2 separate regions of the Mus musculus genome follow, and region 1 is linked to region 2. The links are chromatin contacts, found by Hi-C or POLR2A ChIA-PET in ENCODE. All regions are on one chromosome and are shown on one strand. The core of a region is the stretch at or near the end of the contact, and the rest is flanking DNA. Distances in the headings are between cores, read along the strand shown.

Region 1 (7,341 bases), core at 268-2,767, 48 kb before region 2:
CGTGGGGAATGTGTGGGGTGTGTCTCTGAGCATATGTGGGGCTGTGTAGGGTGTCTGGGGGAATGTATCTCTGTGTGGTGTGTGTGTGTGTGTGTGTGTGTGTGTGTGTGTGTGAGAGAGAGAGAGAGAGAGAGAGAGAGAGAGAGAGAGAGAGACTTTGTTGTTCAGGCTGCATCCTAATTCACAGGTTCATTCGGTTTGCTGCCTCTCCAGCAGCCGGTCCTACAGGTGGGACGGTGCCCGGCTCAGGCTACCTCTGTTTGTAAAACTAAACTGTATCGTTTGCCTAGACCGCAAATGGATGGACGCGCTGGGATAAAACCCCAAGCTTTCTGGTTCTTGACCCTTTAGTTAGTCTCACCCGCAGTGCCTCCTCCATGGCCCCAGGAAAACAGCGGACAGCCCAGCTCTGCGGCACCAGTAGCCAGCATGATGCAGGCAGCCTGGAGTGTACCTGTTGGTCAAACCCAGCCGATGCTGCTCCCCTCTCCTCCTGAGTGTGTGCTTCCACTGGAGACGTTTAAGGGACTGTCTGGCAAGGGCTCTACAGTTCATCATTTCTCCTATTGCTGCTTCTGCACGGCCTACCGAGATCATCCTAGACCACGGAAGCACGGGTGTGGGGTGAGGGCGAAGAGGGAAACACTGTTGGGAATCCACTTGGCTGCGTTGATAACGCTCTTCTCTGGTGACTCCCTTCATTCTTTCTCGCTCTCCTGGTCTTCCTTCTTTTGTCCATTATGTCCCAAACCTTCGTTCCCCTGGCCCCTAATCGGCCTCTGAGTCTCCCTCTACCTTCAAAAGTCAGTAGATATAACAAACCCTCCCCACCATCACGGTCCCCAAAACAGTGGCTTGTTTTTCTCCATCGCGTCAAACTTTGCCTTTCTTTTCACACCTTCGTGTGCTGCTTGACTAGCCCGCAGGCTGCAGGTGGGACCCCGCCCCTCCTGAAGGTGGGAAAGCGAGCTAGCTCAGCAGAGCGTCCGGGACCCTGGTCCCTCTGGGATGTGCACAGCTGCTCCGGAGACCCTGAGCCTTAGTGACGTCCGAGTTCCCTCTCCTTTACGGCCTAGAGGACAGACGTGAACTTGAGGTTGGCCGTTGAGAAGGGCAGTTGACCACCAGAGAGTCACGGTTGTCACTGCTCAATCCTCGGCTGAAGGGAAGGCGACACGGGGTCCCCTATCGAGACTCCAGTCCTGCTCTCCAAGGGGGCTGAGTCAAGCGGCCCCACAGGCCCTGGGTCCCAGTCCCCGCGAGGCCTGGGGTTCCTACCCACCCCCACGCGCAGCTCGCAGCTTCCCAGACCCCCCCTCCTTTTCCTGACCGCCGCCCCCGGCGGCTGGCGCGGGAGGTGCAGCATGCGGCAAAGCGCTTTGCATAAATTATGCTCATGACGCAGCAGCTAAAAAAATCCAAGTAGCAGAAGGAGGGAAAGGGGGGGAGGGAGGAGGGGGCGAGGAGGGGACTGCACCTGGCCGCCCCCGCCCCCGGCGTCCCGGCCCGTGCGTGGCCCGCAACCCACCGCCGCTCCGCTCTGCCAGCCCCGGCGGGGGGCTCAGGGGGCGGCGGGTCCCGAGTGGCTCCGGGCCGAGCGAGCCGGGCCGAGCCGCTCCGGCTTCTTTGTCTGCGGGCGGCCGCCCCGGCCGCGGCCCCCTGGCCCGGGCTGGGGGATGAGTGTCTAGCCGGTGGCCGCTGGGCAGCCGGGGAGCGGGAGGCTGGGCTTCGGGCTCCGGTGAGTAGCGGGGTCCGGGGCGGGGAGGGCTTTGCACGGAGGGGGAGGGGGCCGGGCAGGGGAGGTTTCGAATTTGGTTAATATGCAATGCCCGTAATTAGCATAATTTATATATTTATGATAAAGAGAGAAAAAGGCGCGGGGCCGGGGCGGCGGGCTGCGGCCCCGGAGGCTGGAGCTCTGGGAGTCGAGGGCCGCGCTCTGCCCACCTGGGGCCGCAGACCCCGGGCCGCACCCTGGTCTCCGGTCCCCGCGGACACTCGAGGAGGGGCGGCCGCTTGGGTGGACGCCCTGCCCTGGTGGGGGGCGGGGTGTCGGGGAGAGGCACGTAGAGTCCTGGATCCCGGGACGCTTGGGTTCCCTGGCGACCTGTCACCGCTACTCCGGAGAAAGGGCTGGTGGGACTCTGGGGGGCAGAGACCTCGCTGTCACTGGAAGGATGGGGGAATGGTGGGAGGGTCACCGTCGATCAGAGCGTGAGCACTTCATAAATATTTAATGACAGTATTAGTATTAATAATGTCATAAAACGGGCCCACTATCTCCTCCCGGGACATTTGCACCTGGCAAGGCTGAGGGATCTCCAGAGTGGCTTCTAAGCCACTTCAGCGCTAAGATCGCCTCCTCGGGCTTGGGTGGGAAGCCTGAAACCTTTACAGAGTAGTCGCTGCAGCTGGGCAGGAGAAAATGAAAGCCTGCTCAAAAGCTTCCCTAGGCCAAAGACAGGAAGCTCCTAGCAGACACAGAGACTGTAGCCTGTTGGCTCCCTGGCATTCCTTGCTCACAAAATAGAAGGCGGGGCCCCCAGTTCCATGCATATATACCCGTCGCTTTGGTAATCTACGACAGTCAACACTGCAAACCGGCATGCTGGGCGTGTATTCCGTTTTGATTGAAGTTTGTGAGCAGGATATTTCTGTGACTCGGGGGCCTCTTTACATATGTAAAGCAGAATCACATTCATTCCTTCTATGGTACTTCAATAAAAAAAAATCAGTGTGCGAGAGCCGCACTCAGACAAAGCCCCACCTGTCCTGGAAGGAGCAAGACAAACAAACTCGGAAAAAAACAAAAAAAAAAAAATCAGATCAGGTAAAGCCAGAGAGAGAGAAACAGAGAAGACACGCTGGTTTCTGTTTCTTCCTAGAGGCACTAACTATTTGGCAACTAAGAAAAGTAAAACTGTTGATGCACAGCTGTAACCCCAGCAGCCAGGTGTGAAACTGCAGCCGGAGGATCAAAGACTAAAGCTTGATAGTGAGACTGGGCCTTAAAAACTCAAGGCAAACAAAACAAAACCCCAAGCCAAACACCCATTTCTATAAATGTAAAACAAAAAGGGGCACTTGCGGTTTGATGGCTCAGCAGCAGGTAAAGGCATTGGCTGCCAAGCCTGACACTCTTAAGTGTGGCCCTTGAACCTTGAGAAGTAGAGAACAAACTCCTGCAAGTTGTCTGCTCTTCGAACACAAGCTATGTGAGTGCACCATGGCACTCGGGTGCGCCCCCCACACACACAGACACACACACTAAGTAATAAATGTCAAGAGGAAGGAGAAGGGGGAAGGAGGAGGAGGAAGAGAAGAAGAAGAAGAAGAAGAAGAAGAAGAAGAAGAAGAAGAAGAAGAAGAAGAAGAAGAGGAGGAGGAGGAGGAGGAGGAGGAGGAGGAGGAGGAGGAGGAGGAGGAGGAGAAGAAGAAGAAGAAGAAGAAGAAGAAGAAGAAGAAGAAGAAGAAGAAGAAGAAGAAGAAGAAGAAGAGGAGGAAGAAGAAGAAGAAGAAGAAGAAGAAGAAGAAGAAGAAGAAGAAGAAGAAGAAGAAGAAGAAGAAGAAGAAGAAGAAGAAGAAGAAGAAGCAAAGAAAGAAGCCAGGCGGTGGTGGCACACATCTTTGATCCCAGCACTTCAGAGGCAGAAGCAGGTGGATCTCTGAGTTTGAGGCCAGCCTGGTCTATATACAAAGAACCTCTGATCCCCTAAAACAAACCGAAAAACATAACAAACAAACAAAAAAAAAAAAAAAAAAAAAAGGAAAGGAAGAAAATAATCTGGGCCCAGAGCTCAGGAGAGAGAGTATTATATCCATCTGTCCATCAGTCACAGCTCACACAGGCACACCCTGATGATGGAGGACAAGATACATGTCACAAATCAGAAGAAATCGCTGTTATATGTGGTATGCAATGGTACAACACTTACCTAGCATGCACAAGGGTGAATTCAAACCCCAAAAGTGAAAATTCAAGAAATAATCAAGGAAAAGAAAGAAATGTATCTTCTAAAGGTTCTCTGCTTCAAGGGAAAAAGTCTGTTTAAAAAAAAAAAAAAAAAGGCCATCACTGGAAAGAGAGGCCCATTGGACTTGCAAACTTTATATGCCCCAGTACAGGGGAATGCCAGGGCCAAAAAGGGGGAGTGGGGGGTAGGGGAGTGGGGGTGGGGTGGGTATGGGGGACTTTTGGGATAGCATTGGAAATGTAAACGAGGAAAATACCTAATAAAAAATTAAAAAAAAAAAAGGCTAGGCAGTGGTGCAGGCCTTTCATCCCAGTACTGGAGAGGCAGAAGCAGGTGGATCTCTGGGAGTTCAAGGCCAGCCTGGTCTACTTAGTGAATTCCAGGACAGACAAGGCTATTCAGAGAGACCCTGTATCTGAGAGGAGAGGGAGGAGAAGAAAAACAAAACTGGTATAAACTCTTATTCCCCTCCAAGACTTACTTTGACATTGTAACTTTAGTACTTGGGCAGTCATTCCATGAGAGAGCAAATGCTTCCACGTCCAGGACCATAAATAATCAAGTAAATAAAATTATAACAGAGATCTTTTACATTTCATAATGTTTTATGATTTAAACCATCTTGTACTCATGCTTTATTTCAGTTAAAATAATAGCAATAGTAGGATGGGGGAATGTAACTCCATAGTGCCAGTCCATCACTCTTTCCCAAGGTCCCATCAGCTAAGAGCGTGCACCTGAAACCTCAGCACTTGGGCTTGAGAGGCAGGGAGACTGGAAGTTTGCAGTCATCAGGGATAGGGAGTTCCAGGCCAGGCTGGAATACATTGCAACCTTGTCTCAACAAACAAACAATTCAACCATACAATAACAAAACACTTAACCAGCATTTGTGTGTTAGGCCCTATGGAAAATGCTTGACATCAGTGCTTCTCAATTCCTTTGAACAGGGGTCAAGCCCTTTCACAAGGGTTGCATATTGGATATTTACATTGCTGTTCACAACAGTAGCAAAATTAGAGTTAGGAAAGAGCAATGAAATAATTTTAAAGTTGGGGAGTCACCACAACACGAGGAACTGTATTAAAGGGCTGCGGCATTGGGAAGGTTGAGAACCGCTGTCTTCCATAAATATTACCAATTCAAAGTTGGACATAGTGACACAGGGGTGTAGTGATCACATGATTGAACCTAGTTACATAGAGAAACCCAGGCCGAAAAATGTTACCACGGGGGCTGGGGATATGGCCCAATCCTTGAGAGCATTGCTGCTCTAGCAGAGGGCCCAGGTTCTGTTCCCAGCGGCCACATGGCCCCTCCCACCTGCCTGTAAAATCCGAAGCAGGGAAATCCACAGAGAAAGCAGCTGAGGAAGTTCCCAGGCTGGAAAGGGGAGTGCCCGAAGAGATGTAAAATTTCCTTTTAGGTCATTGAAAATACTCTTGGACTAGAAGTGCTAATGGCTGCGCAACATTGTCAATGTGTAAACTTCCTCAGAAATACACACTTTAAAATGATTTTAAAGTGGTTAGTCCATGCCTTTCATCCTAGCACTCAAGAGGCAAAGGCAGTCTGAAGTTCTAGGCTGTCCTGGTCTACATACTGAGTTCCAGCCTGGCTAAGACTAACTAGTGAGACACCCCACCCCCTGTACACGCACACTCTCTCTTTAAAAAGTAGCTATTGGAGCCGGGCGTGGTGGCGCACACCTTTAATCCCAGCACTTGGGAGGCAGAGGCAGGCGGATTTCTGAGTTCGAGGCCAGCCTGGTCTACAAAGTGAGTTTCAGGACAGCCAGGGCTATACAGAGAAACCCTGTCTCGAAAAACCAAAAAAAAAAAAAAAAAAAAGTAGATGTTGGGGATGGGGCTCAGTGATGAGCGCTGTCTAGTACACACAGAGCCTTGAGTTCTATCCTCAGCATTGCAAAAAGAGAGATGCGTAATACAATGAGATGGTGAAACTGATGAGCTCTCTATTGTGTGAATTTATATAATTTTTTGCAGCTGCTATATCAAAATACCATAAATCAGGTCTCTGGTAAACAAAAGTTCAGCTCAAAACACTACAAGCTGGGCAGTTCTAGGTCAAGTTGTTCCTCGGGGCACCTCATTCCTCCGAGAGAGTGCTGTCTTGCTATCAAGACTGTGCCCTAGATCACTGTAACCCTCCTGGAGAGGGAGAACCCCCCCCCCCCATTCCATCTCCCACCTCAGGGTTAGGATTCTAACATAGGAACCGAGAGGGGTACAAACATCAGACCACAGCAGAGTTTTGCCTAGATGTAAAAGGGGTTGTGGGGCAGGGGATGTAGCTCTGTGGTAGAATGCTTGACCAGTATGCTCAGGAGCTTTGGGCCTAGTCCCATAATGCCAAGAACAAAACAAAAACCTTCCAGGAGAAAAAAAAAGGAAAAAGAAAAAAATAGTAAGTTAGGGACATAGAACAGTGTACTGGGTTTCCTCAACGGTGACATAGTGACAATAAGCCCCATTTCCCCAGGGTAGGGATGAGTAATACGTATCATGTAAAACACGCATCCAATAGCAGGCACCCAAACTGAATGTCAATTAGTGTCCTCCTACACAAATGTCTAACCTGTTGGCCTTTTCCCCTTTCCTTTTCCTTCCTTCCTTCCTTCCTTCCTTCCTTCCTTCCTTCCTTCCTTTTTTTTTTTTTAATGGCTCCAGCCTGTCTTCACATGGGGTTGATCCACTCTTGCTTGCTGCCCCTGGCAGGCCATCCACCACTGGGAACATACTCTCTCCCATGTACAGGCCAGCGTGGTCCTTGCCTCAGAGAGGCTGATTCGGTGGAACCCACCACGGAACCAGGGGCCCCAGGGGCTGTTGGGAGGAGCAGTCTAGGAAGCGGGATTTTGAGGAATAGCTCCTGAGTTGGAGATCACCGAGCGTGATTCTGGCTCTGTTGTTCTTTGGGAAACCTGCCCAGGGAAACACTGATACCCACAGCACCCTCTCACCTTTGCCTGGAGTTCTGGGTGTTCATTAGTTTCATCTTGGGTTTTACTGGGTTGCTGTCACCCACTGGACAGAGAGTGGGAGTGGAGGAACCCCCTAGGGATGGATACTTGGTCCTCTCTTTCCCAAAACATGGGGTAAAGTGCTCTTCTGGGATGTTAAAATGAGAGTCTGCCTCCTGTCCACCCCCACAAGGCAGGGTTTCTCTGTGTAGCCCTGGCTGTCTAGAACTAGCTCTGTAGATCAGGCTGGCCTTGAATTTACAGAGATCCAGCCTCCTCTGACTCCTGAGTACTAGGATGAGAGGTGGGCACCACCACTGCCCAGCTAGGGTGGGAGTCTTTGATTTTCTTAGACTCTTGCTTTTCCCTTCCCTGGACCCTCTG
Region 2 (6,369 bases), core at 822-3,321:
TAACAATGGAGATTGGCCTTGCCCCAAGGAACTGGATGCCCCTAATCAGCAGGAAGTAAACTAAAGAGGTCTATGCTCCCTTCCTCCTCTAATCTTCTTTATCTTCTACCTCATGTTGGGGGATTGGAAGGAATTAGGGTGGAATAAGGGTTGAAAGGATGGTAGATATAAGAACCCAGTAAACTTGCTAAACAAATATGCCAACAGTATTTCTCTGTGTGTCATTGGCTGTCCTGGAACTTGCTCTGTAGACCAGGTTGGTCTTGAACTCAGACCCACCTGCCTCTGTCTCCCATGTGCTGTGATTAAAGGTGTGTGTGCCACTACGGCCATACTCAGTTTTTGTTCTTAACCACTTAGCCATCTCTCCAGCCTTTGCCCCTTTCTTTTTCTTTCTTTCTTCTTTTGGAGACAGGGTCTCACTCTAGATTGTGGGCTAGTCACCAGCTTCCTATTCAGCCCAGGCTGGCCTTGCAAGCACTCATGATCCTTACGCCTCATTTCCTCAGTGCTGGAATTACAGGAATATGCTACAAGGCCGGGCCTTTTACCTGTTCTTCTTTAACACAGCATCTATGGAGCCCTTGTAGACCAGGCTGGCCTTAAACCCCACAGATTCTCCTGTGTCTGCCTCCTAGATTCAGGGATTAAAGATGTAAGCCACCATACCAAGTCATTTCCCTATCTCTCCTGAGGTAGAAACTCAGTGGGAGAAGTAGTTATATACAAATCTAAGTCAAAGCAGACTATAAGGATATTGTGTTGGCATACAGAACGAAGCACACTTCCACAGACAGGGGATGTCTTTGGCCGGCAGAGGCATGTTTATCATGACAATTTAGTTCTAGCCTTACCTTTCTGTTTGGTAAAATAAGTGACATTTACCTTTAGAATTTTTTTTTTTTTAAGATGGGAGGCAGAGGCAGGCAGATCTTTTGACTTCAAGGCCAGTCTGGTGACCTAAGGACCCTAGTGGTATACAGAGTTCCAAGACAGCCCAGGCGACAAAAAGAACCCTGTCTCAACAAACGAGCAAACAATGACTAGAGATGCTAGGTAGACCTGGCTGTTATGGAAATTGCTATGTAGTCTAGACTGTTCTTGAACTTGTGGAGATCCTTCTGCCTCAGCCTACTGAGTGCTAGGTTTTTAGGAACACACAATGCCCTTTTAGGAAGGGATTACAACCCTGTCTTGAGGACTTCTGCAATACTGTTCATAGCATACAGGTATTTTGCCCGTGCTTAATTTTAAAAATGGCCGTAATTAATCCTCAGGAGCAAGGTGGAGGAGGTATGATTTCACCTCCTGCTCCAGGGTCTTCATTATCTAGCCCTGGCTCACCTGGAAATCAGATCTGCCTGCCTCTGTCTCTGGAGTGCTGGGATCAAAGGCATGAACCACTATGCCTGGCTATGGTTGTTCTTGATTTACAGTTTAGTAAATTCAATCTCTTGGAGAATACTCTTAAGTTATCATACTATAAATAAAGATGCCAGCTCTGACTTTGCTCTGCAGATTTTTCCCCAACACTCATTCATCATTGCCTAAAACAAACAAAAACAAAACATCAAAGAACCAACCAAACAGAAACAAAACAACAAGCAAGGTGTAGTGTGCACGCTTTTGATCCTAGCACTCAGGCTGGGGGTGTGGATCTCTCAGTTCTGGGTCAGCTAAAGTTACCTAAAGACCCCGTCTGAACATCAACAAAAACCCCAATAGTTTTCCCTGTTTCCTGCGCGAATGCCTTAGGGAGAAGGGTGAAGATAAGGGAAGGCAAATGGGGAGAGTTTAGGACTGGACACACGGGAACGAAAGTCCCTCCGGGAATGGGAGCGGGAAGCGGAAAGATAGAACCGCAGTTCTGCTCTACTGTCAGGACCGAGAGCCTGCGACCCGGGTTCACGCCTAAGCACTGAGCCCGCCCACTACTCCGGGGGCGGAAGCCTTCGCGTCGATAGCCTATCACCGCTGCGAAGACAGAACCAGTCTCTTCTTCATTGGTAGATGGATGGTGACGTTGCGCCATGGCCGTAGCGGACGTCCTGATTGGTTGGCGCTGGGGGCGGGTTTGCGCTTCGAGTCTGCGCCGAACTTTCGCTGTCCACGCTTCCAGGCGGTCGTGGTGGCTAAGGAGGGTGTGGGGACGGCTCGGAGGAACCCTGGGTTTGTGCTGAGAGCGGAGTGGGGGGGCGGGGAGAAGAATCGGTGACCGGAAGTTATCTGGTTGACCGGAAGCGAGGCCTGAGGGAAAGTGCGGATGCCCGGAGGGAGGAGCTTTCCACCTAGGGGGGCGGAGGGGACGCTCGGAGCGCCCGGTGTCCTGCGCGTCTCCGCTTTGAGGCTGAGCGGAGGACGCCGAGCGACCGACCGGTGGGCTTCAGAGAGCCCGAGTCCGGCTGAGCTCCGGCGGGACCTGGTGCCTCACGATCCCGAGAGCCGAACGGGAGGGATTCCTGTCACCGGGGCTCCCGAGGAGTAGCCAGGGTGCAGCCCGTAGGTCAGGCTTGGGGCGCTGCGCGAGGAGCTGGGTTTGTAGCTGACTTCCACTGTGCTGTCTGCCGGGTAGAGTTACGCTCCGCGCCTTTGTACAGGAGCCGGCGCCTGTTGGGGCAAGGAAGGAGCCGGGATGGCCTGGGCTCTGAAGCTGCCGCTAGCCGACGAAGTGATCGAGTCGGGGCTTGTGCAGGACTTTGATGCTAGCCTGTCCGGCATTGGCCAGGAACTGGGTGCTGGTGCTTATAGTATGAGGTGAGTGAGATGCCTCCCAGACCTTACCTTCTTAATAACAAAGGCAGGATCTTGAAAGGTGGGAGGGCGGCTGTACAGTTTAAGAGAACAGCCTGCAGCTTGGTGGGCAGATTACCCCCCCCCTTACACCTCCCTACCTCCCCCATCCTCTGGTTTGAGTAGTAGTGGTATGGGAGGACAGGAAAGACTCTAGAGTCAACTCTGTAGGGCCCTTGCATCCAGATGGTGTAGGAGACTTGGACACTGACTGTATGCTTGGGTATGTCTGGATTCACGTGAAGAAGGGGCAGTTGAGGGATATCTAAAGAAGTCCGGCAGCTGGGAACTGAGGTTCAAGGTTGACGACTTGTTGGGAAGAGATGGGATACCTTGGACAAGAAGTCCACAGACAGCTGTCTCTTACAACAGACTTGTTTTAAGGTTTTCTTCCAGGGTTCCTGTCTTTGGAAACTTGAGCTGAGAATGTCTAAAAAGTGACAAAGAGGCGCACGCCTTTGATCCCAGCACTCGGGAGGCAGAGGCAGGCGGATTTCTGAGTTCGAGGCCAGCCTGGTCTACAGAGTGAGTTCCAGGACAGCCAGGACTACACAGAGAAACCCTGTCTTGAAAAAACAACAACAACAAAAAAAACCCCAACAACAACAACAAAAAGACAAAAGAAAGACGAGAGTACTAGTGCACAACTGAAATACCAGCACCCAGCACTCAGCAAGAGGGGGATTAGGAGCTCAAGACCATGTTTGGCTACATAGTAAAAAATGGCACCGATAACTTTTTGATGTTCCTAAGCACCTATGCATCAGGCAGAAATATCCTTTTGTTAGGGAAGATGGGTGGGAAACACTGCCCCCCACTGCTGGGAGTTTTCTTCCTCTCAGGAATCACAGCTTAGGGAAAGCTGGAATTTTTTTTATTATTTATTTATTTTTTTGAGACAGGGTTTCTCTATGTAGCCCAGGTTGGCCTGGAACTCAGAGATCTGCCTGCCTCCGCCTCCCAAGCGCTGAGATCAAAGGTGTGAATCACCACAGCCCAGCCTAAAGCTGGATTTTTGACTGTGCCACAGAGAAAGAATTCAGGATAAGTTACTGTGAAGCAGAGTTGGAGTTTATTTAAAGGTCTTCAACAACCATGGGGTCTAAGGCAAAATGAGGTGTGCGCAGGAAAGAAAGGCACACCAGGGAGTGGGGTTCAGGCTTCTCAAAGGGATCATCGCTGTCTTTACAGTAACTATATTTAGTGTTTTTGAAGGCGCCTGAAGTTGTACTTGACAGAATTTTTAAGAAACCTTATAACAGGCCTTGGATCATGCATGGGATTCCTCTTAGGTCCCAAAAGTTTCAGAAATTAAAATGTTTTTTAACTGTCAACAAAAATTTAGCCTTGTTTTGGCGATTGGCAGAAAATACCTGAGAAAGTGGGACGACTATGTTTGAAGGTGACATGGGCTTGGGTTCTAACGTGGATCATTGCCATTTTAGCTTTCTTCTCTAGATAAAGGAATTTTATTTCTTTGTTGATAGTCTTCAGATAAAATATAGTTACTTGTGTTGGAATTTTCCCCTTCCATTTATGTGTGTGTGTGTGTGTGTGTGTGTGCACACCTGCGCCCCATGGCATTTGTGGAGGTCAAGGGGCAGCGTTCAGGAATTGATTTTTGTCCTTCCACTGTGTGGATTCTAGGATGGAACTCAGACTCTCACAGTCTTGGTGGCAAGGACCTTGAATCATCAACTAATTGATTCTTTAGCCACACTCCTTTTTCCTTCCCATTTTCCTATAAGTTTTATTGTCTTTCTCTCCTGTTGTAATTTCCCCTTTGAGACTTTTTTAAAATTATTTTTAAGATTATTTATTTATTATAAATAAGTACACTGTAGCTGTTCTCAGATACTCCAGAAGAGGGCATCAGATTTCGTTACGGATGGTTATGAGCCACCATGTGGTTGCTGGGATTTGAACTCGGGACCTTTGGAAGAGCAGTGGGCGCTCTCAACCACTGAGCCATCTCGCCAGCCCCCCCTCCCCCCTTGAGACTCTTAAGGCTAAAAACCTGTTTTCTAGAACTACTTTGGTGTTGGATAGTGATGCAGACCCTACGTATGCAGGGAGCAAAAGTCTCAACCTATCCAACTTAAGGAGAGCATGAGGAAGCTCAAGCTTGGAGACAATTTGTTTGAAATCTGGAATAGAGGGTGTTGTTACTTGGGACATCAGACCACATAGCAATACAGCCAATATAGCATACATGCATGCGCGCGCGCAAACACACACATACACACACACACACAAAATCTTTACAGTTTATCTTTTATATAGTCTTTTATAAAAAAAAAAGTTAAATAGACTTTTTGTGATGTGCTTAAGCTTGATTGTGTCCTGACTTCTATTTTTTCTATTTTGAAAAATCCTGAGGACCAAATTATGATCTAAAATCTTTTTGCCAGTGATGGTGACACGTGTCTTTAATCCTAGCACTCAGGAGGCAAAGGCAGGTTTGTCTCTCTAAGTTCGAGGCCAGCCTGGTCTACAGAGTGAGTTGCAGGACAGCCAGGGCTACACATAGAAACTGTCTCAAAATAAACAAACAAACAAAAAAACCCTAAATAAATAAAATCCCTTTTTAGGTCTGGGAAGATTCCCAGTGGACCTGCCTTATAAGCACATACCACACAAGAACATCTCAGTTTGAATCCCAGCAACCCCATGAAAAAGCCAGGAATAGCTGCCCCGTGTACGCCTTACTCCACAGTAGCTGCCCCGTGTACGCCTTACTCCACAATAGCTGCCCTGTGCACTTTTCACCCTAGGATCCCCATGCTTCATGGCCTAGCATGCCTATCTGGAGAAATGGTTCAGCGAGAAGATCCTGTCTCAAAGGATAAGACAGTGGTAGAGCAGGACACACCCCTCTGCCTTCGCACATATGCACACATGAGATGTCCTTTCTCATCTAAACATGTTTTCTCTTGAATCTTCTTTACCAAAGGTACCTGTCGTAGGGTTTCTATTCCTGCACAAACATCATGACGAAGAAGCAAGTTGGGGAGGAAAGGGTTTATTCGGCTTACATTTCCATACTGCTGTTCATCACCAAAGGAGGTCAGGACTGGAACTCAAGCAAGTCAGAAAGCAGGAGCTGATGCAGAGGCCATGGAGGGATGTTCTTTACTGGTTTGCCTCCCCTGGCTTGCTCAGCCTGCTCTCTTACAGAACCCAAGACTACCAGCCCAGAGATGGTCCTACCCACAAGGGGCCTTTTCCCCTTGATCACTAATTGAGAAAATGCCTTACAGTTGGATCTCATGGAGGCATTTCCTCAACTGAAGCTCCTTTCTCTGTGATAACTCCAGCTGTGTCAAGTTGACACAAAACTAGCCAGTACAATTGACCCCTTATCAACATGACACATAAACACTAGTAAGTCTCAACCCTTACATTCTTATTCATCCCCAAGATCTAAATAACTTTAAAAGTCCTACAGTCTTTACATATTCTTAAAATTTCAATCTCTTTAAAATAGCCATCTCTTAAAATTCAAAGTCTTTTTACAATTAAAAGTCTCTTAACTGTGGGCTCCACTAAAACAGTTTCTTCCTTCAAAAGGGAAATTAT

The links. A loop is a pair of places that touch in the nucleus more often than their neighbours do. ChIA-PET counts read pairs that join two places held with the same protein, here RNA polymerase II (POLR2A).
Region 1: a loop to region 2 is called in a map of left cerebral cortex, with 6 times the contacts of the local background. The contact joins the promoter of Pou6f1 here to the promoter of Tfcp2 in region 2. A Hi-C loop is called at or near these places in 9 of 37 maps with a recorded cell type or tissue (T-helper 17 cell, gastrocnemius, heart and 1 more). POLR2A ChIA-PET finds 5 or more read pairs at or near these places in 1 of 5 experiments (Patski).

The regions. Positions count from the first base shown.
Region 1 is chr15:100,594,160-100,601,500 of GRCm38, reverse strand. Pou6f1 (POU domain, class 6, transcription factor 1) reads left to right here and starts at 1,517. Exons shown (of 11, transcript NM_001304965.1): 1 at 1,517-1,738.
Region 2 is chr15:100,547,710-100,554,078 of GRCm38, reverse strand. It overlaps Tfcp2 (transcription factor CP2), which reads left to right and starts at 2,071. Exons shown (of 16, transcript NM_033476.3): 1 at 2,071-2,169; 2 at 2,598-2,754. The coding sequence starts at 2,633.